Regions from separate parts of the Mus musculus genome. Here regions 1, 2, 4 and 5 are each linked to region 3. Evidence: chromatin loops called from intact Hi-C (ENCODE). Cell type or tissue: heart. All regions are shown on one strand.

Region 1 (5,000 bases), 340 kb before region 3:
TATGGGGTGGCAGGGGCATCAGCTGCTGAGATGACTCCAATGCTCTGCCTTCATTCTCATCGTCTCGGTCTCTTATGCCTATAGTATGGTTCTAGGCATCTTATTGCAGTGTCTGACACCTTAGTACAGGACTGGGCATCTGATGTATGCTTGGGAATGTTTGATGAATCATGATAACAGCTTTGTGAGGTCTCCTAAGAAACAGATTGTAACCAAAGCTGGATGTGTGGTCATGATATGGACACAGAGATGCCTTCGCTCTGGTGGGTGGCAGAACATGGGGGTGGGGGTTCATGTGTTGCTTCTGTCTGTCTGATCTCACATCTAGGTGGCAAGCCTTTGTGGTAAAGGCATCCTTCTCAGAACGCTGCTTTGCAGCTCATTCTCTTTTGTGTTTTGAAAATGGATCTGAAGCTAATTGTATCAGCAGGTCACACACCAATGATTGTACAGCACCATTTCCCTGAGCTGTTTTTGTCACTAACTGAGGGCTGCCAGCTCATTCCTTCGCCTCTCTAGGGAGCTTCTGCCAGGGCTAAACATTGGGAAGGAGAAGAGGCAGAGAGAGGCAATTTGTAGCTGGGCGACTTCAGAGTTGAAGGCAGTCTGGCTCCTGAAGGGTGGTGGGCTTTTCGGTTTTGAGTTGTGCTTTTCTTTGCCCCATCTCAGCATGGACTTGCGTGGGGAGGTTGTTACGGAAGTCCTGTCTGAGGACACAGTAATAAGTGGGCCAAGAAGTATGACAATGTCATCAGGCACGGAGACGGGCTATACAGAGACCTGCCTGGTTGGAGGGTACAATCTGATCGTCACTGAAGGAAGGGGCATGGCCAGAGCTGAGTGCAAGGCCGTTGGCCAGCCTGGGGTGCAGTCACAGTTAGTCTGTTCAGCATTTCCTCCAAGGTGCTATTGCACAGCATCAGTTGCGACACTGTGCTGGTGTCCTCTATAGATGTTTTCTGCTCATGTGGCATGGACTGGCATCCATATCAGACTCAGAGGTCTCATTCTGCAAAAAAAAAAAGGAACTTAAATTGTAGCAGGCGGGACTTCAGTTTCAGATGGAAATGGTTTGGGGCCCCTGGGTCCGTGGGGCTCTAACAAGAGATACCAGGCTGATTCCATGCTTCCTGTTGATTTTCCAGTTCTCCCTGAGGGACCCGCTCTGTTGAACCAGCATCAGATCACACATTCCTGTGAAACGCCACAAAGGGAGGCTGGGTGTCCACAGGCTCAGGCTCCTGAGTCACATGCCTCCAGATCAAAGCCAGCCTCTCAGTGGCTCAGTTTTGCCATCTGTACACTGGGCACAATGGCAGCATCAGCTGCAGTTGGGAGTAGAATAATACTTAATTGACAGCTAGCTGGCCAAAAGAAGAGTACTCACTATTGGGTGACAATGACGACCACGACGACGACAATGATGATAAATTTTATATAGTATATTTATAATCACTATAATGAATATAAGCACATGACTATTATTAACAATAAAAAACTTACATCTGAACAGGGGATGGTTAAGGGACCAGCATGATGGCTGGGTGGAGGCTGGACTCAAGGCTCTGCCATTGTCTGTAGCTAGGCTCTTTGGAGTTTGCTTTGTTTGGGTCTAGTGTAGGGCCTCGCACTCACTAGGCTAGTGCTCTACCAGTGAGCTACATGCCCAGCTCTCTGAGTCTTGATCTACCTGTGGTTTCCTGATTCAGGATAAAACACGCAGGCAGCCTCTCTGCTCCACTCTGGACCTGCTCTGGGTTTCTGTGTTTGCTGATCAGAACCTGTGGGCTTGGCCTGCCTGGGTGCAGCAGTTCTGAACAGAGATAGGGCACTGCCGAACAGGTACACTTGGAAGGGCGCTTCCTGGGAAGAGACCTACCCAGCGGGAGGGGCCTCTGGTACTACACTGCGGAGCCTCCCAGTGCCCAAGGCGAGTTTTCTAACCTTCAGGACAAGTGCTGGGTGCTAGGTATTGTCCCTTCTCGGGCACACTTCCTGGTTGAGGGAGTCAGCGTGTGCCGGCATCTTTGCTAGCTCAAGAGCTTGGAGGGTACGGTGAGACCCAACTTTCTGCTTCTCAGGGAGCTTTGCTGGGTTCAGGCTGTGCTGCTGCAGGCTGTTGGGGGCGCTGTTCCTCCATCAGGGCTGAAGGTGAGAACGGGATAGGGGCAGATCTGGAGTGTGAGATTGTGGTGTGGCTACAGGTCGGTTCCTTAACCTCTCTGAGCTGAAGTGCTCTGAATTTGGTAAGGCTTGTATGGTATCTAACTCTTAGTGTTCCATAAAGTGGTGGCTCTCATTGACATTTGAGAGATAGATTGACATCTGAGAGGTAGGTAGCAGCAGAGGTCAGGCAGGATGAGTGAGGTTAAATTATGTCTGCTGTTTATGATGGTGAGCTGTTGCTAGGCAGATGGCTCTTTTAAATATTTCTTTGTTTACTTTTTTATGACAGGGTTTCATTATGTAGCCTAGGCTGGCCTCAAGTTTCTAATCCTCCTGCCTCAGCCCCTCAAGTGCTGGGATTATAGCCTGTGTCACTGCCCCAAGCCTTTTGATCTATAACCAGATTTGACAAGTCAATTTCCCCATGTGAAGGAGAGCTCACCCACCTTGCTCGATGCTGTGGGGAAGGTTGAGTGGCATGCTCAGTTTAGCTGCAGCATCATTGACTGTCTCAGAGTGCTTTCAGCAGTACGGACAGAATGAATGGCTAATCTGTGTTGAAATGTGTGCTGTATGATAGAGTATGGCAGACCGGCTCAATCTCCGCATAGTGCAGAAGGTGGGGCAGTCAGGCAGCTGCGAAAGGGGTTGTTCTGTTTCCAGCAGCCAGTACAAGTGCATCTGTCAGCTTCCCTGGGCCTACACACCATAAGAATGACACTGGCTGTGCTAGGACCAGCCTGGTGCTCTTCACACAGAAACTCAGTTCTCAGAGCTCAGTACTTGATACTCATGGCAAAATGAAGGCATAGAGAAGTTATGCAGTTTGCTCCAGGTCACAAGAGTGAATGAGGCCAAAATAAGACCAGAGCCTGGGTCTAACCCAGTATGCTGTAGTATCCTGCCAGCCTCCCTCCCTCCTAGGACTCTGTGCATGGTTATGTGCTTAAAGGAGGGTAGAGAGAGCAACATAAGAATAGGACATGTAGTTACTCTTTACATGCTCAGGGTCTTGGCTCCACCCTTCTCCTTGGTTTACATATGGCATATGCTACTGTATAAATGGGGATTTCAGGCAGGTATAGGATGCGATGCATTGTGTTTATGTATGGGAGCCCTCCTTTATGATTTTATTCTCACCATGCATTGGGAACCAATGAAGATTTCGGTATAGTACTGGAGTTTAAGGTCAATATCAACTGCAAATATTTTCCGAGCTTCCTGGGCTAAAGGCCTGGGAGTGTGCATAGCTTTAGACCATTCCCTTTGGTGTTTTTAGGATGAGTCTGTGAAGCGCAGAGCTGGGGCTTTAACATGTGTTCTATTTGGTCTCTGAACCTAGGCTGGAATTCCAAGCACTCTTGAAGAAGTAGACAGGCATGAGAGGGCCTCGTCCCTTCCACAAGGCTCAAACTGCAGCGTCTACTTAAAGCAAATTAACAGGCAGCAGAGCTCTAGAGAGTGAGGTTGCACCAGGGAGAAGAGGGTGGCAGAGCCCCGTTTCTGGGACTCTGTGAATCTCACGGAAGTCTCGTTCAGGAGAAGTGTTGGACATGTCTTGTGCAAGCCTGCAGAGGGCTGTATGATGGGACAGACAAGCTTTTAGTAGGTTGTTTCCACCCTGGCAGCGCCCCCCCCCCCCGTGAAAGCTGGAGCCCCCAATTTCCAGTTGGCTTTTTAGTTTCTCCTTCTGAGTCCTGTCTGGGGTACAGATGAGTGGGTACACTGCTCGTGAGTAATTGCGTTGGGCTGGCTCCGTGTGAGGGATTTAGAGAGCCTCACTTGACTGCACTAATTAAAGTTTTACTCTCAGATCTAATCAGCTCCTCTTGGTAGCAGAAATGACTCAGGACATGAGCTATGCAAAGCAAATGAGGTCACCAGTGGAACACCTTGACCATTTTCAGCACTGAACGTGAACAGCATTGTACTCTGAAAGGATGGGAACCTCTCTTTGTTTTCCTCAGTATACAGAGGAAGGTAACCGGACTCTAATTTTAACCCATTGGAGCAGTTTAGGTAAGGCACAGGATCCTAGAGCCAAGCCCTGTTGGAAGGAGAAGTTTGTCTTTGATTGGGTGGGGTGACGGTGTAAAGAGCAGAGCTGGCCTGGGTTAGAGGGGAAGCCCTTGGCAGCCATATTTGCTGGGGTCTTAGCATCCTGACAGATGAACACAGGTGTGTGGATGCCCAGACATCTCAGGGCAACCAGAGGTCCATATGCAAATTTGCCTCCTCTACCTCCTTCACTTCCTCCTCTTCTCCCTCTTCTTCTTCCTCCTCCTCCTCTTTCCCCTCCTCCTCCTCTTTCCCCTCCTCCTCTTCACCATCCTCCTCCTCTTCTTTCCTTTCCCAGCCAGCCTCTGAGATTTGTGTACCCCAGACACAAGGATCCACTTAACCGCACTCAGCACGCCTCCCAATCCTTTCAAACAGCACCACTCTCTAGTGAGCAAGTACTCAAATCTACGAGCCTACAGGAGCCATTCTCATCCAAACAACCACACAGACTCAAAGATTTCCTAAGAGAATCCAACTCCCAAATATATGAGAAAGAATTAATGAAGCAATCCTGAACAAGGAGAGCCAGGTTCAATTCTCGGTGTCCTGCCAGAGAGAAGCCTGCTCGTGGGTTCTGTGAAGCATGCGCTCTCACGACGTGCACAAGACCTGGTCTTCAAAAATGCTGAGGATGTCTCAGTACCTCTGGGTAGACAGGACCCTACAAGCTGTAACTGGAACTTGAGCATCTCTCAACTGGCCAGGCCCTCGTTAGTGCTGCCTGCTGGAAGGTGCAATGGCTCTGGGGAAGGAGGAGGGAGGAAGGCAGATGG
Region 2 (5,000 bases), 280 kb before region 3:
TAAGCAGAAAGTTTTTTGTGGTGGTATGACTCATGAAATTAAGGTGATTATTTTTTTCCTTTTTATACAGCATTGAGGTTTGAACAGCGTACATACCCCTTTGGTGACCCAGTGCCACTGGTATTGGTGAAGTCGCTTATGTTTTTCTAGCCCAGTTCCTGGCATGGCTGCTTCTTTATAGGAAGACAGCTTATTTTATGGAATTATTTAAATTCATACGGTGACTTTCATCAGTATCGTGTTTACATTTCAGTAACATTTTAATTGCGTCATGAATATTAATACATCACATTTGCATTCTGCTCTGTTTTCAAAACACTTTAACTTTTGTGCTTTTCTTAGCTGCTCAGCTTCACCTTCATGTCTACAGAAGCTGAGTTTTGAGTTGAGCCAAAACTGGGGACAATGCAGAACAACACACACTCAACACCTCCTCTGTTGCACAACAGCCTTTTGGTATCAGCTGATCTTGACTGCCACAGTATCCTAAGCAGGGCCATAGTGAGAGAAGATGGGGTTCTGGAGATGTGTGTACAGTGGCTCAGCTCACAGAGTCTGCAGTCGGTGTGCAATGTTGGGAGAAAATACATAGCCCTCAGTGCCAAGCATTGTGTCGCATATGCGACACATAAGATCTCGTTCTGGGAATTCTTTAGTTCACAGAGGGGGAGAGTACATTTCTGAGACACCCAGAAATTGCACGAGATCACTCATCGGCTGAAGGGTTGAGAAAACCATTTCCAAACACAACTTTCTTATCTGCTTTCCATTAAACCACTGAGAGCTTTTTTATCTTTGGGCAAATAACACCCACATCAAGTTAGCTCCTGTTTCTGTAGATACAAATATCTACGCAGATGCAAAGCTCCAGACATGTTCACCGTTGCAGCCACTCACAACCCAAAGGAGAGGCCTTTCCGGAGCTTTGAGATGCTGTGTAGCTTGTCCTTTTCATGGTTACCTAATGACCTTCTGCTGAGCACTGACATTGGTGGCGTTGGCTGCCTTCCACACCGACTGGTGAATTTTATGCTCCAGAGGAGAGCCATTCAGCAAATAATTACCTTGCGTCTATATATGGAAGGCATGGTGGAAAACCTGGCAGGGGATGTAGAGAGGAGCAAGAGGGGATCCTAGCTTCAAGTGGGACGTGCAGGTGTGGCTTTAATAACCACAGGGGGCAGGAGATGGGGCCCCATGGTGTGAGGAATTAGGCTAGACTACTCTGAGGAACAGTACTTAGTAAGATTCAAGGTTTCTAAAGAAACCCGGAAATGTAGGCTAAGAAAATGGCACCCCCTGGAGTTGTGTAATGCGCTGCTTAGCTGCTTACGTAGCCTCAGTTGGAAGGACTGCTAAAATCTCCGGGTTAGACATCTCAAGGGCAGTTGGTGTGCATTCTCTCAAGGAACGAGACCATCCCAAGTTGGACTGAGAAATCTGCTGAACTCCGTAGTAACACATGGCTGTCTCCCAGCTGACTCCTGTTGGCGGCGTGTACCTGTAGCATCTGCTGAGCACTGCTTTGTTTACAGCTGTCATCTTAAGGGACGTTCCTGTCAGCAGAGCCCAGCCTGTCAACATCAGAGTTAATTGGTGTCTATGGAGACACGGAGGGCTGTAGAACTGCGCCTCCAAGAATTACTTCTCTCGTTCCACTGGCTTGCCTGGAGTTTGCAGAGCCTTGCCCTGGAAGAACTGGTGTGGACTTAATTGGGCAATGTGGGCAGCTTGGGCTTCCTAATTGGCTGCAGGATTAGCTTGGGGATTGAAAAGGTTGCTACATTCTTAGGCTCCACGCTGGTTCTCATGTAAGCCAGACAGCGGCATGGGGTAGGGAGAGAGAGAAATGTTCAGGTCTCATAACAGTCAATTAAGGAATTACCTTTGACATCCTGCCTTCCCTGTCCCTCCACACCTTCTCTGTCAGAGTTGTTTGCCACCATCTACCTAGGGCAGCAGTCTTTCCCATACCTCATTTGAATCCCTCTCCAGTGTGTGCTGATCTGGCCCTTCAAACTTTCACCTACAGGGGGCACTGTTGTCTGCTTGCATCCAGCCCTTACATCTCTTCTGTCCATTGAGAACTTGACCCACAATTTTATCCTCTGATTGTCTGTTCCTACACACACACACACACACACACACACACACACACACACACGGCCTGTTGTACTTTCTAATGCTCCATGTGCATCTCCAAGGTTCTGAGGTCATGTGCCTTCTACTGTTTCTGACCATTACTCCCACACAAAGTAGTCAACAGTTCTTCTTCCAAATGACCTGACATGACTGATTTTTAAACATTGACTAATCTTATATACTTGCTACAGCCACTTAAGGCTTGCATCCCTGCCCATCCTGTGCTGCCACCTTGAAAGTCTCTGCTCAAAGGACAGGGCCACTGCCCTAGAATTAGCTCCCTTGTACTCGAATGCGCTTTGGTGACTCTGAACTGTTCTCTTGAGAGGGTCTAATCTTACTTCACAGGAACAACTTGTTATGATTTCATGTTATTCTGCTTTTCTCTTCCCCACCATATATTAGACCCTTGAGATCCTGCTGTTTTGCTATGTACACTTCTAACACGCTACTTCTAATTGCTTATGCGAGCTGCCTGACATTTCTCCTATCCCACTGTGATGAGTCCCAGGTTGCTTCCAGCTGCTCCATGGGCAACACTATAACACTCAACAGGAACAGCATGCCAGCATCTTCATGCAACTTCCCAGTAGCAGGCACTGCCCTCAGCCCGTAGCCTCCTAGAACAGCCTCATGGAGAGTTATTAGCCTTTATTTTACAGATGGCTGTGTTCAAGTTCGTGTGTGAGCATGTGTGGCATATGCCTAGAAGTTGCTGGAGGAGGGGGTTTGATGAAGCTTGGGTGAGGGAACACACATAGGGTGTTTGTGTTCTTCATTTAAGTAAGCAGAGCTATTTCAATAGGTCCACAGGGGTTCCTTCATAGAAGTCCCCACGCCAACACAAAGACATGGGCTGTACTAACATCATCCTTTTCAGAGATGTAGAAATGGGTGGGTCAACAGGCAAAGGGGATAGGGGAATGTGAAAACAAGAGGTGAGCTTGAAGAGCCAGGGGTGGTGAGGTCCATGACCAGCTGAACTGCCGTTCTCTACTGAATGCTGACCTCACCAAACCTCTCTCTTTGTCTTCCGTCTATACAACCTGGGCTCACTCCTGCTCTTTGTCTCCCAGGCCCTTTGGTCAGATCCCTCACAGGCCTTCAGCCACACACCCCACCCATGAGATCTGGCTTCTCTTCCCATCTCTGGTCTTTTCTCAGGGAGCTCCCAAGGACAGGGACTGCCTTAGTTCCATACTATCTACAGTGCCTTAGAGATCAAGACCGAAACTCTACAAAGTAAGCACACAAAATGTCATTGGCTAGCAAAGTAGAAGACAGGGTGAATGGACAGTTCCCTATGTCTATTGAGTTTATTGAAGTAAAAGCTATTTGTGAAGCAGCCTTATACACCGGTGTTTGAGCCTGCATATGCATGTGTGCTCATACACATGAGCCCCTGTACACACACACACACACACACACACTGCTAAACAAGACATTCCTAATGAATCATACTGCTTGTTTAAACTTGCGAAAATATGACATTTTAGTGGGGGAAAGGTGGATTTTAGAATTAGGCAGAAGAAAAATCTGGGATTTGCACATTTGGAAAGTTGTTCCATCCATTTTGGGGTCATTTTCTTCATCTATTTGTGGGGAGATAGTTACATATTTCACATGGTTGTTGTGATGATGATTAAGAAACACAACATGGCAATGTGCGGGGTGTTTCTAAAGTACTTGGCACTAGCGCCTCTCCCCTGTCTCCGCACTTTCACCTGGCCTCGGAGGAGGACAGGGCTGGTCTCACTGTTGTCTGTCTGGGGTACACAGCCACCTGTCACTGGCAGACACACATAAACACATACCAATCCTAAAAGCCTATTAACATTTGCACTTTCTACAATTTCCCCACAGCCCAGCATGTCTTTCAGCTGAGAGCACACATGTACCAAGCCCGGGGCCTCATCGCAGCTGACAGCAATGGACTTTCAGATCCCTTTGCTAAAGTCACATTCCTGTCCCAGTGCCAGACCACAAAGGTAACCAGAGAGCCGCTGCTGCTGCTGCTGCTGCTGCTGCAGCTGCTGCTTGGCAGAGCCTGGGAAAGAAAGATAAGGCTCACCCCACATGCCCCGCCCCGCCCCGCCCCTTCCCTCTGCCACTCCCAATGCACAGTCTTGCAGACTCAGAAGCCAATCTGGGTCAAGAAGGACAGGCAGGAGAGGTCTATTGGTTTCCTCGAGCCACTGTGCTAAAGCAGATGGACAAGACTTAACGCTAAGACAAGGGCCGAAAAGACTGAGGAGCCTGGAGCACCCCAAGCGCCTGCAGGGGTGCCAACACCGAGAGTACAGAGGGAATGAGAAATGAGAAGCCAGCATAGACAATGTTCCTGAGACTGGAGTCTGTCATCACCTCAGGGGGACCTACTGGGGAGGAAGGGTCTAGCTTTCCAATCAGGGAGTTATACCTCACCGCACAGCAGCGAGGCTGCTTTGTACAGATGCTATGCTCAAGCCCTCCCCCTGGAGAACCCCCCTTGGTGACCGGTGCTATGTCACAGGAGGCAGGCAGGCGGTTGTTTCCTTGGCTTCTCCCTGTTGCCCACACCAAGCTCTACCTCAGAAAACAGTTCCCAGTCAGCACAAGTCCCACAGGAGGAGATCTCCCCTAAAGGTCGGACTCACCAAAGCCTTACCTGTTCTCGAGTTGTCACCTGGGGAAGGGTAAGACCGTAAGGCCCTCACAGAGAGGTAGGAAACAAAGAGACGCAAGGTCACTGTGTGGTTTGTTTACTCTGCAGCTGCAGTTCTGTCTTTCTAAAGCAGAGCTGTTGTGAAGAAGTGAAAAGTTACATGCATAAATGACGGAAGTGTGGCTGTCATTACACTGGCTGATGTCAAGAGGGC
Region 3 (5,000 bases):
AACTGTGGCCCTGATCAATCAGTTCTGGGGCTCAATAAACTATCCCTGTCTGACTGAGATTGGTGTCCATGAGGTGACTCCTGGACCCCAGCAGTCAGTAGACCAAGAGTGAAGCTCAACTAGGGGCTGTCATGTAGACTGTCTTAGGGTTTTATTGCTGTGAAGAAACAAAATGATCAAAACAATATCATTATCAAAATGGCAGGAAGCAGGGCAGCAAGAAGGCAAACTTGATGCTGGAGGAGCTGAGAGTTCTACATCTTAATCCATAGGCAACAGAGGAAAGACTGAATTTCACACTGGGTGGAGCTTGAGCATAGGAGACCTCAAAGCCTCCCCCTACAGTGACCCACTTCTTCCAACAAGGCCACACCCACTCCAAAGGGGCCACACCTCCTAATAGTGCTATCCGCTGTGGGTCAAGCATTCAAACACATGAATCTATGGGGGAGGTAAGGGGGATAAGGGTACATACCTATTCAAACCACCAGACCAAGTAACATCGTACACAACATTTTCACAAGACCAAACTTGATACAATACTCAAAATAAACATATACTTCTGGCTATATTTTGAAGTATTAATTTATGTCTCTCCCATTTCCTCCTTTGTATCATTCATAATCAGTCTGCTCACTCTCCATCACCCTAGTCGGGATGGAGCGAAAAACAGCAGTAGTTCCCTGCCTGATTCCCTGGATGCCTTCCTAAACCTTGGAATCACGGAAGAATTCAAGACTAAATGAAAAGCCACAACGAGAAGGAAAGCTGGCATTGGGGACTCGGGATTTTGGAGAGAAGAAACAGACAGAGGGGGAAACGTGGGTCCTGAGTGAAAGGGAAACAGAGCCACACCTCCTAGTCCTCGGGTGTGCCTGGAAAGACTGCAACGCTGGGAACCCGCAATGGCGAACCAGAGGCAGACAGTAGTGACCACAGTTTACCAGGGCCACCTCCCTATACCTTAGTGTCATGATACTCCTAAAATCAGTACAGGATGAGAGCGTGCAAATCCGTGGCTCAAGCGTGAGCAGAGAGGACCCCAGGAAGGAAGCTAATTTTCCATCGGCTGAGAGAAGTAGAGCCACGAGACCAGGGTTCACACTGATGGAAGTAAAGAAGCCAGTGCTCATTGCACAGACTGTGGCTGAGTGTCCAAAACCACGTACAGCCAAAAGAAAGGAACCCACCAGCACAGGAGAATACGCTACCAATGAGAACCCTTGAGCTAGCAGAAAAGAGGGTAGTGTACTCTCAGATCGTCTCCCAGCATCCTCAGGGCACACATGCTTAGAACAGCTGGCAGCACATTCAGATTCTGTTTCAGAATCCATTTGTTGGGAAGTGATGTCTCTGTGGTTACAAGTGCGCCCTCCTCTTGCAGAGGATCGCAATTCACTTCCTAACACCATATCAAGTAACTCTAGCCTGTAATTCTAGCTACAAAAGGCCTAACACCTTCTTTTGGCCTTTCTGCCTCCCCCAGCCTCCCCCCACACATGAAAATAAATATTTTTCCAAAAAAAAATCTAATTAGAGTGTGAAGACCCAAAGAATCTTTCACACTCTAATTAGTGATCCTTGCACAATCTTTGCCCTTCTGGTGCTCAGCACCGCACAACACATTTATAGAATCAGAAGACATTTGGCCTTGCATCTTCCAGCTAAGATGTCAAGTGAGTTTTTGGCTAACTTTGGAATGTTACTGAAAGGTAGTCCTAAAGTGGAATAGCTACCAATACCCTTATACATGTGGGGATGATTGCAATCTCTTGCATGTACCCCACTAAGTCAAAACTCAATGCACTCTTATTTTGACTTCACCTACCAGGTTTCCAAAATGCCAGCAGCCTCTCCAGGGCTACATTACATAGATGGGAGTGGGCCAGAGGGGAGAATGAACAGCACGGCACGGTGATCCTTACGGCTTTTGATTAAAACATTGCAAACTTTACAAAGACATATGACCCACATGTAAGGAGATTGCTCAGCACACACTCCGTCACACACACACAATTGGAAGGGGCCCATGCAGGTGAACATTTCTGAAACTTAATCTTTAAGAACAAGTGTGAGACTGTGGTGGTGCACGCCTTTAGTTCCAGCACTTGGGAGGCAGAGGCAGGTGGATCTCTGTGAGTTCAAGGATAACCAGATCCTGAAAGCAAAATAGCCCACTCTGAGATGTCACTGACTCACTACTGCATGCACCCTCTCATTCAGGCACTGTGCAAAGCTTCAAGGGAGGGAGAAGTGAGGGCCCTTGTTACAGAAGAAGCCACTGTTTGACAAGGATATCTGACCTGCGCCACCTGTGAGACATGAACAGAAAACTTGTAGCATGTTAAGGAAGAGCTATAACTTTCTATAGATTTAATGGTAGAAGGGGGTGGGGAGAGGCAGAGAAAAGTGACTGGGAAACATAGGGGCTATTCCTTAGGTAAGTTCAAAGATGAGGGGAGGTTCCGTGCAAGTAAGAGATGGGTGTGCCTTCTCTTCAGCCTTCTCCGAGGATATGATAGGTCATCGTCTTCAGTGATTCCCGAAAGTTGTCATATGAGGATTGGCCAGGTGTGTAAAAAGCATCTAGTGAGCCAAAGGAAGGTGGAGAGAACGCCCACACAGCTCTGAGCCAGAGGTGAAGATTTTTTTTTTTTTTTTTTTTTTTTTTTTTTGCATTTCTTTTTGGGAATGTCACCAGCTAAGTGGCCCATGCATGCCCCCAGTGGAATCATGCGGTACTACAACTATATATGGGTTCGGTGCACCACTCTAAAAACCAATGTTTATCACACAGTGAAACCTATGTACTATTAATGCGTTCCTGGAAAGAGCTACGTTTGCTTACCTGGGTAGTCCGTGACAGTAAAGGGCATCTAAGGGTGTCGAGTAAGGCCTGTGGAAAAGGTGCGATCCTTGAAGAGCTTTAGACTTGCAAACCCTCCAGGACTTTTGTCAGTTTTGACTGCTCTGTGCTGGCTATTGCTGCCCTCTAGCGACAATATTTTGAAACAAAAACACTCAAACTACGAAGTAATTTTCCTTCAGGTATTTCTTCAGCCTTTCATTTAACAGTTCACTTACACGTTCTTTATGTAAATACATTATGTCCAACTCTGTGTGGCAGTACTCATGAAAATAATAATGAAATACAGTAAGGGAGAAAGTCCAGCTCCATCCCCTAGCTCTTGGAAACAAACCAACTCCCTCTGGGGAAAGATAGCCAGCATGAGATGAAAAGATTTCGACTGTAAAATTCTGCATGGTGATATGGAATCAGGCTTGTCTTACTGAAGAAGGACAGGATGGGACAAAGAAGTCCTGTGAAGGCACTTGTTGTCTCAGGTCTGACAAGTATGGTGGAATAACAGGGCAGAAGTACAGTTTTCTGGGCACAGAAGAGGGGTAGAAGTGTGTGTGTGTGTGTGTGTGTGTGTGAGAGAGAGAGAGAGAGAGAGAGAGAGAGAGAGAGAGAGAGAGAGAGAGAGAGAAGATCTTATCTAATGCTTAGATCTGTATGAGGTACCTAAGCAGCTCTGGAGAGAGACTGTGTGGTCTCAGTAAGAAAGACTATAGACAATTGTGTTTGGAGGTTTATAGGAATATGTATGACCAGGGATTGACCCCAGACTCTGGAGCATACTAGACAAGCACTCTACCACCCCAGAATTGTTTTACTTGCATGAGCTGAAAAGATGCCTGCTACCAGACAGAACATTCCACACGTCAAGAGCAGAGTGGACACTCCTGTCAAATGCACATAGAACGTTCCCCAGAACAGACCATATTCTAAACTATGAGAAAGGCTCCAGTAAGTCTACAGGAGCCCAAGTCATACAAAATATGTTCTCTGACAATGGTAGAGTACATTTTTTAAATAAACTGAAATAAATAAAAACAATAATTTGGAAAACTTTTTTGAGTATATGGAAATAAAGCAATGCAGCCTTAAATAACCAGTGAGCCACGGAAGAAAAAGGTATAGATAACCCGAGTCCTCAAGCCTGGTGGGAAAAGGATGCTCTCAATGGGAAAGTGCTAGAAATAAGTCCCAGGTTGAAAAGGAAGAGACTACTATTCCAACCTAATTGTCTGGGCAAGGCAAACTTCACCTCTTGATCAAGAGGGTGTGCTTAGAAGAGAGAACACACAAACACAGGAAGTGCATTTGGCTTGTATTCTAACTCAGGTGGTAACTGGGTCTGTTCCCCAGTCTGGAGTCCAGCCTCACAGCCTTAATTAAGGGAACTGGCACACAGGAAATATTGAAAGCTGAAAGGGGTCAGGGTTAGAAGAAGAAAGAAGTCACTGCTACAGGATATCAAATTCCTGGAATACAGCAATGGACCTTTGTGTAAACAAAGGGATTACTGGGTAGGTGGAAAATTAAAACATTTGCATAAAAGTCTGACAATTGGGGAGAGATAAAAAAGATTTCAACTTCTGTCCTAAACAGAAGTTTTCCAGCATTTGATAGAAAAGTCTCACATTTGATTTTTCTTATAGGGCCCACGTAAATGTACTACGGCTATAGCTCATGAATATTCATTTCACTGTTTACATTTACAGACCTATAAGTCAATACGCTAAAGGATGAGAATGGCCTGGCAAGACGGCTGCACAAGTAAAGGAGCTTGCAACCAAGTCAGACAACCTGAGTTTCGTTTCTTCCTCAGAGCTCACATGGTGGAAAAAGAGGAGAGACACTGCAAGTTGTCTTCTGACCTTGACACCTGCACTATGGCGTGAGTACGCTGCCCCCTAAAAGATAAATGTGTTTTACAAAAGACAAGAGATTCAGCAATTATGAGATTTTGATGATTTTGCAAAAGACCTGGGTTTCGTTCTCTCTTTCTACCATGTGGGGTCTGGGAATCCTGGTTGTCAGGCTTGGTGGCAAATAACTCCCTTACCCTCTGGGCCATCTCTCATTAGAATAGCAATTCTCTCAAGGTGGTTCGGGTAATCAACATTTTCTAGACAAAGATTCCCATTTTTGA
Region 4 (5,000 bases), 160 kb before region 3:
ACCAGAGACTAGAAAAGCCAGAGACCTAGGGTAAAACCAAATACTACTGTCTTCAAAACAAAACACAGCAAACAAAACACGACACAAGAAACAATGACTCATAATAATATTCCGCTATATTCATAACTCAGTCATCACCAGAGAAGATTCCTCCTACAGCAGATGGAGACACATAGAGAAACCCACAGCCAAGCATTAAACAGAGAAAGACCTTAGGACGCATGGCTCTAAACAAGATGTCTCCATCAAATCCCTCCCCTCAGAGTTCAGGGAATCCCTTGGAAAAGCAGGCAGAAGGGATGGAGTAGACAGAGCAGGTGAAGGACACCAGGAGACAGGTCCTCTAAAACAGCTGAGCGAAGTTCACATGAACTCACAGAGCCTGACGCAGCAGGCCATGGGTCTGCACCAGGTCCCCTGCATAGATGCTATAGCTATCACTTTGGTACTTTTATGAGACTCCTGGGGATGTAAACGAGTGGGTCTCTGATTCTTGTGTCTTCTCTTGAGACTCTTTTATTTTTCTGTTGGCTTGCCTTGGCTAACTTCAATAGAGTGGTTTTTGTTTTATCTTACCATATTTTATTTTGTCTAGAAAATAAATATGTTTAAGCTATGTTTAGAATTCAGAAAAAGCAATCTCACAGCTTACTTTCATTTATTGATTCAACTAAGCTTTTAAGCTAAATAAATTAGAGTTTCTAAGAAAAAAATTTTCCTTGTGTTTACCCAAGGCCCAACTTGAAGCCTGGGATGGCCTCTGTCTTGATTCATGTCACTTATTAGCTCGGCAACTTTAAGCAACTTATCTAACATCACTCACTTTCTATGTAGAAATGATGCCTCCTGTCCCTGACTTACAGGCCGTTTTGAGAATTGTCTAGCTATGCACAAGGTGCCTAGAACACTGTTTGGCCCATACCCATAGGAGGAACTCAATGCAGGTTTCGTTTCCTTCATACTCTGGGAAAGGAAAGCACAGGCGTCCAGACACCAAGTGCAAGCACCAGAAAAGAAGCACAGGGGGAGACAATGGGGACTCGGCTCTCAATGGTGTGTGTGCGGTTGTGTGCATATACGTATGCATGTGCGTGTGCACATGTGTGTATGTGCATGTGTGTGTGTGTGTGTGTGTGTGTGTGTGTGTGTGTATACATGTGTGTGTACAGGTGTGTGTATATGTGTGGGCAAGGCTTGACCTCACTCTAGCAGAGCTTCACTTTTGGGGAAAACGGCTTTTCTTTCAAGAGCTCCTGTGAGGAACACCAGATGTGTACTCTGTTGGCTATGACTTTGCAGATGGCGCATCACTGTCACTGGACTCAGGGTAGAGGACATGGAGACAGACTTCTCACATCCAGAGTGGGATTGGGATGGACGAGAATAATACACCTGAAAAAAAGGATATGTTCTCAAGGAGGAATGGAAGGGGTCAGGGTGAGGAAATGGTGTCCATTCGTGGAAAAAAGCATGGGACAATACAGAAGAGCTTGTGATGAGGCTCATAATACTGTGAGCCATGTGTGTCCCTTCCTGGTTGTAGAGATGGAGCCTTAATTACAGTTGTGTCCCCTACACCTGTCCAGAGTCAGGTGGCCATGAAATATGGAGTTAGCATGCTGGCTGGCTGGAGAACGAACAAGGTAAGCCTGTTGTCCCTCCTGTTGATGCTTCTCTGCACAGGTTCCATTTGGTTCTTCCAGCCTAATCAGGGGAATGGCTACCAAGTGGCCCACCAAGAAATCTGGCTTCTGTTTGCTTAGCTATTTGCATCTTAGAATGGTCTCTCTGAGACTTGCCCATTCTCCTTTGCCTCACTTGGCTTCTTCTCTTCCAAGTTTCTGTGCTGCTATTTATAAACCTCACTTGTGTCAAGCTCCTGGGTCCTGCCTACCGCTCTCCTCCCTCCCTCCTAGGGGCAGAATGTTCTAGTTAACCTGTGCTTCTTTGGCTTTCAGAGGAGACACAGGTACTCATGCCAATGCTTTACAGCTCGGCCCAGCCCCACCAGATAGATGGCAGCTTTTCCTGCTGGTCCATTCCGTTACTGCCTCAAAGATAAAGGTCATTTCACTGATTTATTCATTGAATGCCTGGAAGGCAAGTGGCCACTAGAAAAACTGATAGACTTGGCCAGAGTCTCAGACTCACAAGCCAACCATGCAAAATTCAACTCTTTGAGCTGTGGATAAACTCTGGGTGTCTTCTCTCAACCAGATAAAAACTACCACCTTCATGTGCTAGGCCCTGTACAGGGTGCTGGGACACTGTGGTGACAAAGGTCAGTCTCTGTCCTTGCAAGGTTAAAGGAATCCATCCCAGCACACACCAGCAGCACAGAGTTACCACCTGGAGATCAGAATGTATTATACCTGGCATGACCTTGGTCAGGCTCCAAACGTCCTAGGGCTAATTTCCAGAGTACTAGCTCAGGGGAGCAACTAAATAAAGGTTCTGGAAGTCATTTGCATTCACAGAAGCTTTTGAGCTCTGGTCTGGGAATGTAGCTTAGTGACTGGGCATTTTTATAGCATCCAAAGGACGTGGGCTTTATTCCTAGCTGTGCAAACAAACACAGTTTTAGAGCTGGAGAAACCTTGACATTCATCTTAGCTCCCAGAGAAAGAAAATAGATCTGTGTAGCCAAATCATCACTGTGATGTTCAAAAGGCTTCCAAAAATGGCCATTTAAATAATCCATAGCATTTACTATGGAAAAAGGAAAGACCTTGAACAGGTGCATGTGAGGCCCTGAGCCTTGTACTATGACCACATGCAACTTCCCAACAACATTGTGAATGTTTCCACTCCATTTTGCATCTAAGGAAACTGAATCGCAGACATTCTAAGTGGTGCTTAAGGCCTCAGAACAGTCGGATAATGGATTGAAGAGTTAAACTCACCTAGTTTCCGCAGCTTCTCTTCCTAAGAAAATGTAAATGTATTGAAGTCATAATATTGACTGGGTCAATGATCTGAGTTTTGTTCTTACATTTACTACCGACAGGTTATTTGACCTTGTGAAAGCCTTTTCATTTTACCAGGACTTAATTTCTCAGATTGTAAATGGCCTCCAAAGGCCACTCTGCCAGCATATGCCCAACACAGACACCATTACAAGAGCAGGCCAGTTCTAGTTTCTCTGACTTCAGGCCATGCTGAACTCAGAACTTCATGCAGCTGCCCCCAACTGATTACAACTGACACGAACTCAAACTTGTTTGTGCTGTGTGCTCCTTAGCCCTTGCAGACTCTGGCCCTGGTATTTTTGGCCTTAGTCTGCAGCTTATCTGTGATTGTACAGAGCAGAATGCTGCCAGATGTAGAGCCCTATGTCCTGACTGATCATAGGCTATGTCCAGAACCCCAGGGGACGGGCCTCAAGGTAGAGGGTAGTAACCTCCATTGCTCGCTTCATACTGATGGGCATCTTCCTCAGCCCTGACATGCCTGGCACCTCCCACAGCTCTCCTTCAGCTGTCTCTAAAGTGCATTAATATGGACAATGAGGCTCAGAAGAGGTTTATGGAAAAACACCACAGTCCTTGGAAGCTGATTAGTTCACAGGCCAAAAGAGTGGGTGCATGGGGGAGGGGTATGCAAGCAAGACAGTCAGTCTCTGCAGAAATGACAAGCGAGTCTGTGAGCAACCTGGGAGCAGAGGTTACAAGGGCATGGAAAAAAATCAGAACAAGGTTGAAATCTGATGCTGAGCTGACAAGCAGCTATCTGATGCTGTGCTGTTGAAGGGAGCCTGTCACCCAGAGGGAGCCAAGCAACTGCCAATGGCCAAGCTGCGGGTGGCCCAGACCTCAGCGGTGCCGGGAGCTTCACATAATAAGCAAAAGCCACTTTGTCCTGCCAGTAGCCAACATGGAAGACAGGACTATTTTTTAAGGTGTCTGAGACTAGTGTCAAGTTACCCCAGAATGTCAAGAGGCCACATAACTTACCAGATAGCTCAAACAACCAATTCATCTCATCACTTGGTGAATCTGGGGAGGGGTAGGGATATCGATACTACTTTACAGAAATAGCGGGCTGGTGAGATGGCTCAGCGGTTAAGAGCGCCGACTGCTCTTCTGAAGGTCCTGAGTTCAAATCCCAGCAACCACATTGGTGGCTCACAACCACCTGTAATGAGATCTGACACCCTCTTCTAGAGTGTCTGAAGACAGCTACAGTGTGCTTACATATAATAAATAAATAAATATTAAAAAAATAAGAAAAGAAAGGTAATCAGCTCTTCATATACATTAATCTCTCTCTCTCTCTCTCTCTCAGGACAAAACCGGCAAAAACACATAAAAGACGATCTACCTGTTCTTTCGTTACCCAAGGGCCATCAAACAAGTACCTTTAACTTTGCAAAGACTGGCGATCCAGTTAGAACAGTGTCCTTCAATGGACGCTATCAGCATTTTGGATGGGGCAGCTCTAGTGGCAATATCAGGATTACTGTCCCTATGCACAGAATGCCAGAGGGTCCCATAAGACACTGTAAGGCACCAAGATGCCCATATGACTTTGCAGTGCTTTCTCGGTGGGTGGAAAGACTCATCCTCAGTAGAAGGCTGTTGTCACAGATTCCCATCAACTTCTCTCTCCTGCTCTTTTCAACTCACTTCAGACCAACGACAAAGAGAAATCAGAATCCAAGGACAGACACAGAATAAAAACAAACACAGCGAAGGTCTAAGCACATGGGAGTGACAGGGAGCAAAGCCTAGGAGAAGGGGAGATCCTGCCTAAGAGTATGGCCAGGGACTGCTCTGTGGTGAGTCTGAACATAAGAGCAGAGAAGGAGGCCATCAAGAGGAGAAAGTGAAACCCCAAATGATCCATTTCCCTCCCATAGGGCCATTCTGCGAGCTGAGAAGCCCATGGAAAAAGGATGACTTAAAAATAAGAATCAGGGAACAGACATCAGGATATCAGACCGAGATGAGCTGTCTGCTCATGACACAGGGATTTACCCTCCATTTCTCGGTTGCCCCAGG
Region 5 (5,000 bases), 290 kb before region 3:
GATGCGCTCCGAGGAACTCAGCTTTTAGTGACCTTGAGAAATCAGCTACGCTCATGTGCATCGGATGAGCTCGTCACAGTGCTCTATCAGTTAGCAACACTCTTAAAACAACTAAGAAGCCAAGGGGAGGGGGAAGCCAAAACGGGACACACCCACTGCTCAGATACACATGGAACAAGGGGGAAAAAATCCTCATAGCATTAACACCAAGTCACATTAACAGCAAGGGGATCCTGTAGCAGGATAAATGGAAGGTAGGGCTCTCTGGGGCCTTTGGAGGCAGCTTGCCCCCATGGGAGCAACTTGGACCATCCTGAAACTAACTCAGTCAAGACAAGCAAAAATAAGAATTTGCTAAAATAGACTTACTAAAAAGTGAGTGGAGATTAAATTATATCAAAGGTAAAACCCAGTAGACAGGCAGTAGGAATACCCAATATTCTGCTACATGTGTGTACATATATACATATATACATATACATATACACATACACATATACATGTGTGTGTATGTATGCATGTATATATGTATGTATATATACATATGCATGTATTTATATATATATGCATGTAAGCAAAGAAATAAATATGTCACTTGTGCTATCTTCATCTGCTTACATCTTTTCAGCACAAAGCAATATTAAGCATGAGTCCTGATGTGAACCAAGGGCCAGTGACAATTCCCTTGAAACACCTTTTAAAAGCGTCATAATCTCACACCTCATGTGGCAAAGTATCGGCAAGCAAGTAACAGCTCAATAACTTCCATATTCCGGGAGGTCTTGAGGGTGATAATTAACTGTCCCTCCTTTTCTTCAAGTTTTCAGTCAACTGAAAGGACACCCGCATGTGTCCGTCATCAAAACGGTAGTTTTCTAGCCAGGAACTTCGGGTCTGAGAAAGCAGGCTGGGCCCGAGGGAGGTCAGATTGGAATTCTCGCTGCTTGAACCTTTCTTCGACAAGCAGTTGGTCTTCTGAGACCACCTCTACAACAAGGGCAAGCCATTCATCATGTAGAGGTGACCCGGCTGCCCACAGCCAGAGGGTAGGCTGGGTCTGTGAGGTGGGAATGAATGAAGGCAAACATTGCATCACTCACCCCAATTCTGATGCAGAAAAAATGTATTTCCATTAGTCTCTGTGTGATAGGAGAGACTCTAGGCAGCTAACATGTCTACTTGGGCTGGTCCATCCCAGAGAGTGGGATGGAATTCCCTGTACTTTTAGTAATCACAGGGATGCAACAAGAGTACTCCCAACGCAAAATATGACCATCTTACTCTTTATAAAAAGGAACAGGAAATGCAGTTTTAAGAGGATCCCCAAAGAGAGTGTGACAAGGTTTCCAAAAGGTACCAGGCAGAGCCTGGGTGGAGTCTCCCATCCTAGATTCTCCTTTGTAAATTTCCTTTGTAATTGTTTCACCACACAAGGACCACACGCTTATTGTATAATATGTGCATCTAGATTCCATATTCACAGTCCTGTTATGGATATATTTTCAGTTTTCTGTATATTCCTACTTTCAGAGAAAAGAGGTTAAATTTTTCCTCCTGGACTAGTTTTCCCTGCCTTTGCAGACACATATCCTTACATACACACTCATAAAATACATCGTTTCTTCCAAATGGCTGCAGATATTTGCCCAGCAGTTGCTCCTACATTTGTAATATATCCCAGGCAACTTCACACATGGATATATCATAATGTATCTTAAACAATAGTTCATTATTCCATTTATTCTAACACCATGGCAAATACTCTATAAATATATTCTTAAAAGATCATTCCACTATTTCCAAAGGACAAGAACTCTACCGTAATTTTTTAATCCAACTATGCACGTGTTAAAACATACATCAGTTCTATCAAGTATTTGTAAACAATAAATAACCAGTTATTTCTACAATAGCCCACACTTTCTATACTCCCCCTTACCACCACTAATTGTGGATAACATTACTTTTATAAGTGAAGTCTCATTAATTGTAATATCATTTAAATCATCAGTAAAGATAATATGTTCATTTATATTTCTTCTTGAATTTTATTCATAGCCATTGTTATTTTCCTTTTTAAACACATTTGAAATTTCATCTCCAAAAATGTTACTCTTCAAGAAGGTGGGGACATATCTCAGTCTTGATTCTAAAAGATCTGCTCTATATGTAACATTTCAGAAAAGCATTGGTGTGTCTTAAATATGTAAGACTGTATTATTTCATGCAAATTTGTAGTGAACTTTGATAGCAGTTACAATGAGTTTGTATGAAGTAGAATTCGAAAATCTCAAACTAATGCAGGGCCTGGGTATCATTTTCAATTTTTTTCTTAGTTAGAAACAATTAGCACACCATTGTTTGAACCTAAATTTAAAAACCTGGGTTTTGTGGATCTACCAACTTTTCATTGTGCGACAGAGAGTAGATTTTTTTTTCTCCAAATCTCTGGAATCACACAAATGGATTTTCACTAAGCAAGCTGCAAAACGGATCTTCTCTTTCAGAGTTTTTATCTCTGAAGCAGAAAAGAAGCCAAAGACGCTGAACCAAACTGCATTAGATAAGAAACGACTCACGCTCTGCTGGCAAGAGCTGGTATGTGCAAACCTATTTATATTTTGAACACAGCTAAAGCATGTGATTTAAAAATAAACCTCACAGATGCCGCATAGGTCGCAGGGCAGACAAGGACAAGGTTTAAAGGACATATTTTTCTGTGAGGTAGAAACAGCAGTGGAAGAGAATGTGTGTTGGCTAGGAACTCATCTCTTGGAGATTCATGGTGATGAGCTACAAGTCCAGGAGCTCAACTTCTTATTCACATGGAGTCCCCTGCCCTTGTTGATTTCTTCCGAAATTTGCACTTTGCTAAAGCTGGGCATTTAGGAAAAATAGATGCTCTTCCAGAGGACCTGGGTTTGAGTCTTAGCACATGGAGGCTCACAACTGTCAGATCCGGAAGATTTGCTGCCCTCTTCTGGCCCCAGCCGTCATTACACATGCAGATAAACCATGCACACACATTTTCCTTTCAAGGCTAGGCTGCTAGATTCTTTCACCTTGATGTCTGTCCCACAAACAAGAAGCTAAAAGAAGTAACAATTTTCTCCTCTCTCCCCACTGAAAATCCGGGTTAAGGGTTGCCAGACTTCTGGAGGACAGGTGGCTACTGATGCCCCTCTGTGCCCTGCCTACTAGCACGGTGTTTGTAGATGCTTAAAGATACCTTACAGATGCTCAGTCCTTGTGGAATGAGTGATGGCTGAAAAATGCCAGCCCAAGTCAGACAGACCCTGAAATATCTGACTGTAAAGTCCCACCAATAACACACAAGGGACATTTGGGCAACGCTGTGATAATTCTATTAATAGAAATCTCTTAATATTTGACTTGTGTCAGGGGGATTAAAAGATATGATCAGGATTCAGAAAGATCAATTTTTTTAAAACCCTAACTAATCCAAGTCCAGAGGCTAAAGCTAAACCCTTCCTTCATCTTTCTTTCTAGAATATTTATTGCCTGTCCCCTAGGATGTTCACGGAAGCTGGCTTCCATCATCCTCCAGGTCTTCCTGCTTGGTCCTCCCTCTGGTCCTCTAGTTGACTATGCTGCCTATGCCTTGACTCCATTGCATATTCTCGGCAGAGCTCTGCCTGCTTCTTGCCTACCAACTCTGGCTGGACCAAGTCCACAACATCAGTGTCTTTATAGTGCCTTGTATTTGTTACTCTTCTCACCACAGTGAAAGGGTTTATTCCGGCTGGGCTTTGAAAGGTTAATGCTCAGTCATGGCAGGACAGGGGTGGTGGTGTGCATGGCTGAGGGAGTGTGTAGCTGAGGCACTTCCCATCTCATAGATCATGAAGCAGAGAGAAGGATGACAATGTTCGGTGGGCTTCCTCCCTTTTATTCAGATTAGGTTTCTCAGCAGATGACAGTGACCAGCCCAGCCATTCAGGCTTAGCTCTTCTCTCCTCCTTAGAAACCCCCCCACGTACTTACTCAAAGCTGTGATTCATCAATGCCCAAGGTATTTAATTGAGTTGCCAATAAAACGTCACCATCTTAGTCTCACGTCTCTTGTCTCTAGGGCAGTATCTCTTGCCTCCTAAAGGAAACCAGATGTCTTGGAACACTTCCCACTCAGTATCTTCTACCGATCTACACCTTTCCCAACTTTCTTCTCCTTCCTGTATTGGGATACCCAGCTGTACTTACTGATTCAACCACAAGCCTGTGATCAATGGTGACTTTTTAATCCCTCATTTTAAACCATCCGTGCAACCCTAGATCCTGTTGATTCTCCCCCTTAAGCATTCCAGAACTTACTTCACTACTCGAGCCCCTGAGAACCTCTGGTATAGACTTTGCAGTAGACTTCCTCTAGCTTATCTTCCATTCAAGAATCAAAATGGCTTTTAAAACAAAATGCAAGGTGATTACTTGTTCTTAGCAAATCACTGAAGTTTGTCGATGTTAATAAAGTCTGGATTCCCTTTGCACGGCATGCAGAGCAAACAGTGTATGACCTAGCATTGTGGCCTTGTCCTGCAGTGTGCCCTCACTCTGGAATTGTGTTCTGACCAGCTGGACGCTTGCTGCTTGTATATCTGCACATGTGACTGCTCCCTCTGTCAGGGCTGTCATTTGTTTAATTACTGACTGATGGATTCCATATGGGTCAGGTCAGATTGAGATCCTCCGGGAAGCTTGGCTTCCCCCGTGTCTGATCTCATGAGGCTTTATACATTTATTTGTATATATTGCTTTCATTTCACAAAACTGTCAAAAGAACCATAGTGTACAGCTGTGTTCTCGGTACCTGGCAGACAGCAGGTATTCATTCTTTTGGTCAGCATTACCAGAAGGCTTCTTATATGTTGGGCACAGACAAAGTGCTAGGAACACAAAGCTGAAAGTTCTTAGTGTTTGTCCCTGAGGAATCCATAAATGGCCTTGCTTATTCATTCTGAACTTACTTACTACCCTCTGTGTGC

What was found. Hi-C counts contacts between places; a loop is a spot of excess contacts. Peaks named below come from ENCODE experiments on the same cell type or tissue, not always from the same donor. Only the 100,000 strongest peaks of a DNase experiment are listed, where the experiment ranks them.
Region 1: a loop joins it to region 3, with 3 times the contacts of the local background. A loop is called at or near these places in 4 of 42 quality-filtered maps.
Region 2: a loop joins it to region 3, with 8 times the contacts of the local background. A loop is called at or near these places in 40 of 42 quality-filtered maps.
Region 4: a loop joins it to region 3, with 3 times the contacts of the local background. A loop is called at or near these places in 3 of 42 quality-filtered maps.
Region 5: a loop joins it to region 3, with 3 times the contacts of the local background. A loop is called at or near these places in 7 of 42 quality-filtered maps.

The regions. Positions count from the first base shown.
Region 1 is chr15:58,526,400-58,531,399 of GRCm38, forward strand. The region is part of intron 1 of Fer1l6 (fer-1-like 6 (C. elegans)); the gene reads left to right. Among named protein-coding and RNA genes, the nearest start is that of Fer1l6, 19 kb to the left of the region's middle. In heart, a CTCF peak has its summit at 2,126; no DNase peak of the experiment used is centred here; H3K27ac peaks cover 436 bases.
Region 2 is chr15:58,590,846-58,595,845 of GRCm38, forward strand. Fer1l6 (fer-1-like 6 (C. elegans)) reads left to right here. Exons shown (of 41, transcript NM_001370912.1): 20 at 4,006-4,130. Gm36451 (a long non-coding RNA gene) reads right to left here. Exons shown (of 3, transcript XR_384120.4): 2 at 4,790-4,921. Among named protein-coding and RNA genes, the nearest start is that of Gm36451, 3.7 kb to the right of the region's middle. In heart, a CTCF peak has its summit at 2,012 (motif pointing right); DNase peaks (open chromatin) are centred at 2,016 and 4,116; H3K4me3 peaks cover 741 bases; H3K27ac peaks cover 1,931 bases.
Region 3 is chr15:58,867,234-58,872,233 of GRCm38, forward strand. No RefSeq gene overlaps it. Among named protein-coding and RNA genes, the nearest start is that of Trmt12, 2.9 kb to the right of the region's middle. In heart, CTCF peaks have their summits at 1,361 and 2,936; a DNase peak (open chromatin) is centred at 2,718; H3K4me3 peaks cover 618 bases; H3K27ac peaks cover 286 bases; H3K27me3 peaks cover 772 bases.
Region 4 is chr15:58,704,545-58,709,544 of GRCm38, forward strand. No RefSeq gene overlaps it. Among named protein-coding and RNA genes, the nearest start is that of Gm41329, 53 kb to the right of the region's middle. In heart, a CTCF peak has its summit at 2,056; DNase peaks (open chromatin) are centred at 1,967 and 3,327; H3K27ac peaks cover 1,672 bases.
Region 5 is chr15:58,575,368-58,580,367 of GRCm38, forward strand. It overlaps Fer1l6 (fer-1-like 6 (C. elegans)), which reads left to right. Exons shown (of 41, transcript NM_001370912.1): 16 at 2,508-2,598. Among named protein-coding and RNA genes, the nearest start is that of Gm36451, 19 kb to the right of the region's middle. In heart, a CTCF peak has its summit at 2,980 (motif pointing left); a DNase peak (open chromatin) is centred at 4,674; H3K27ac peaks cover 1,175 bases.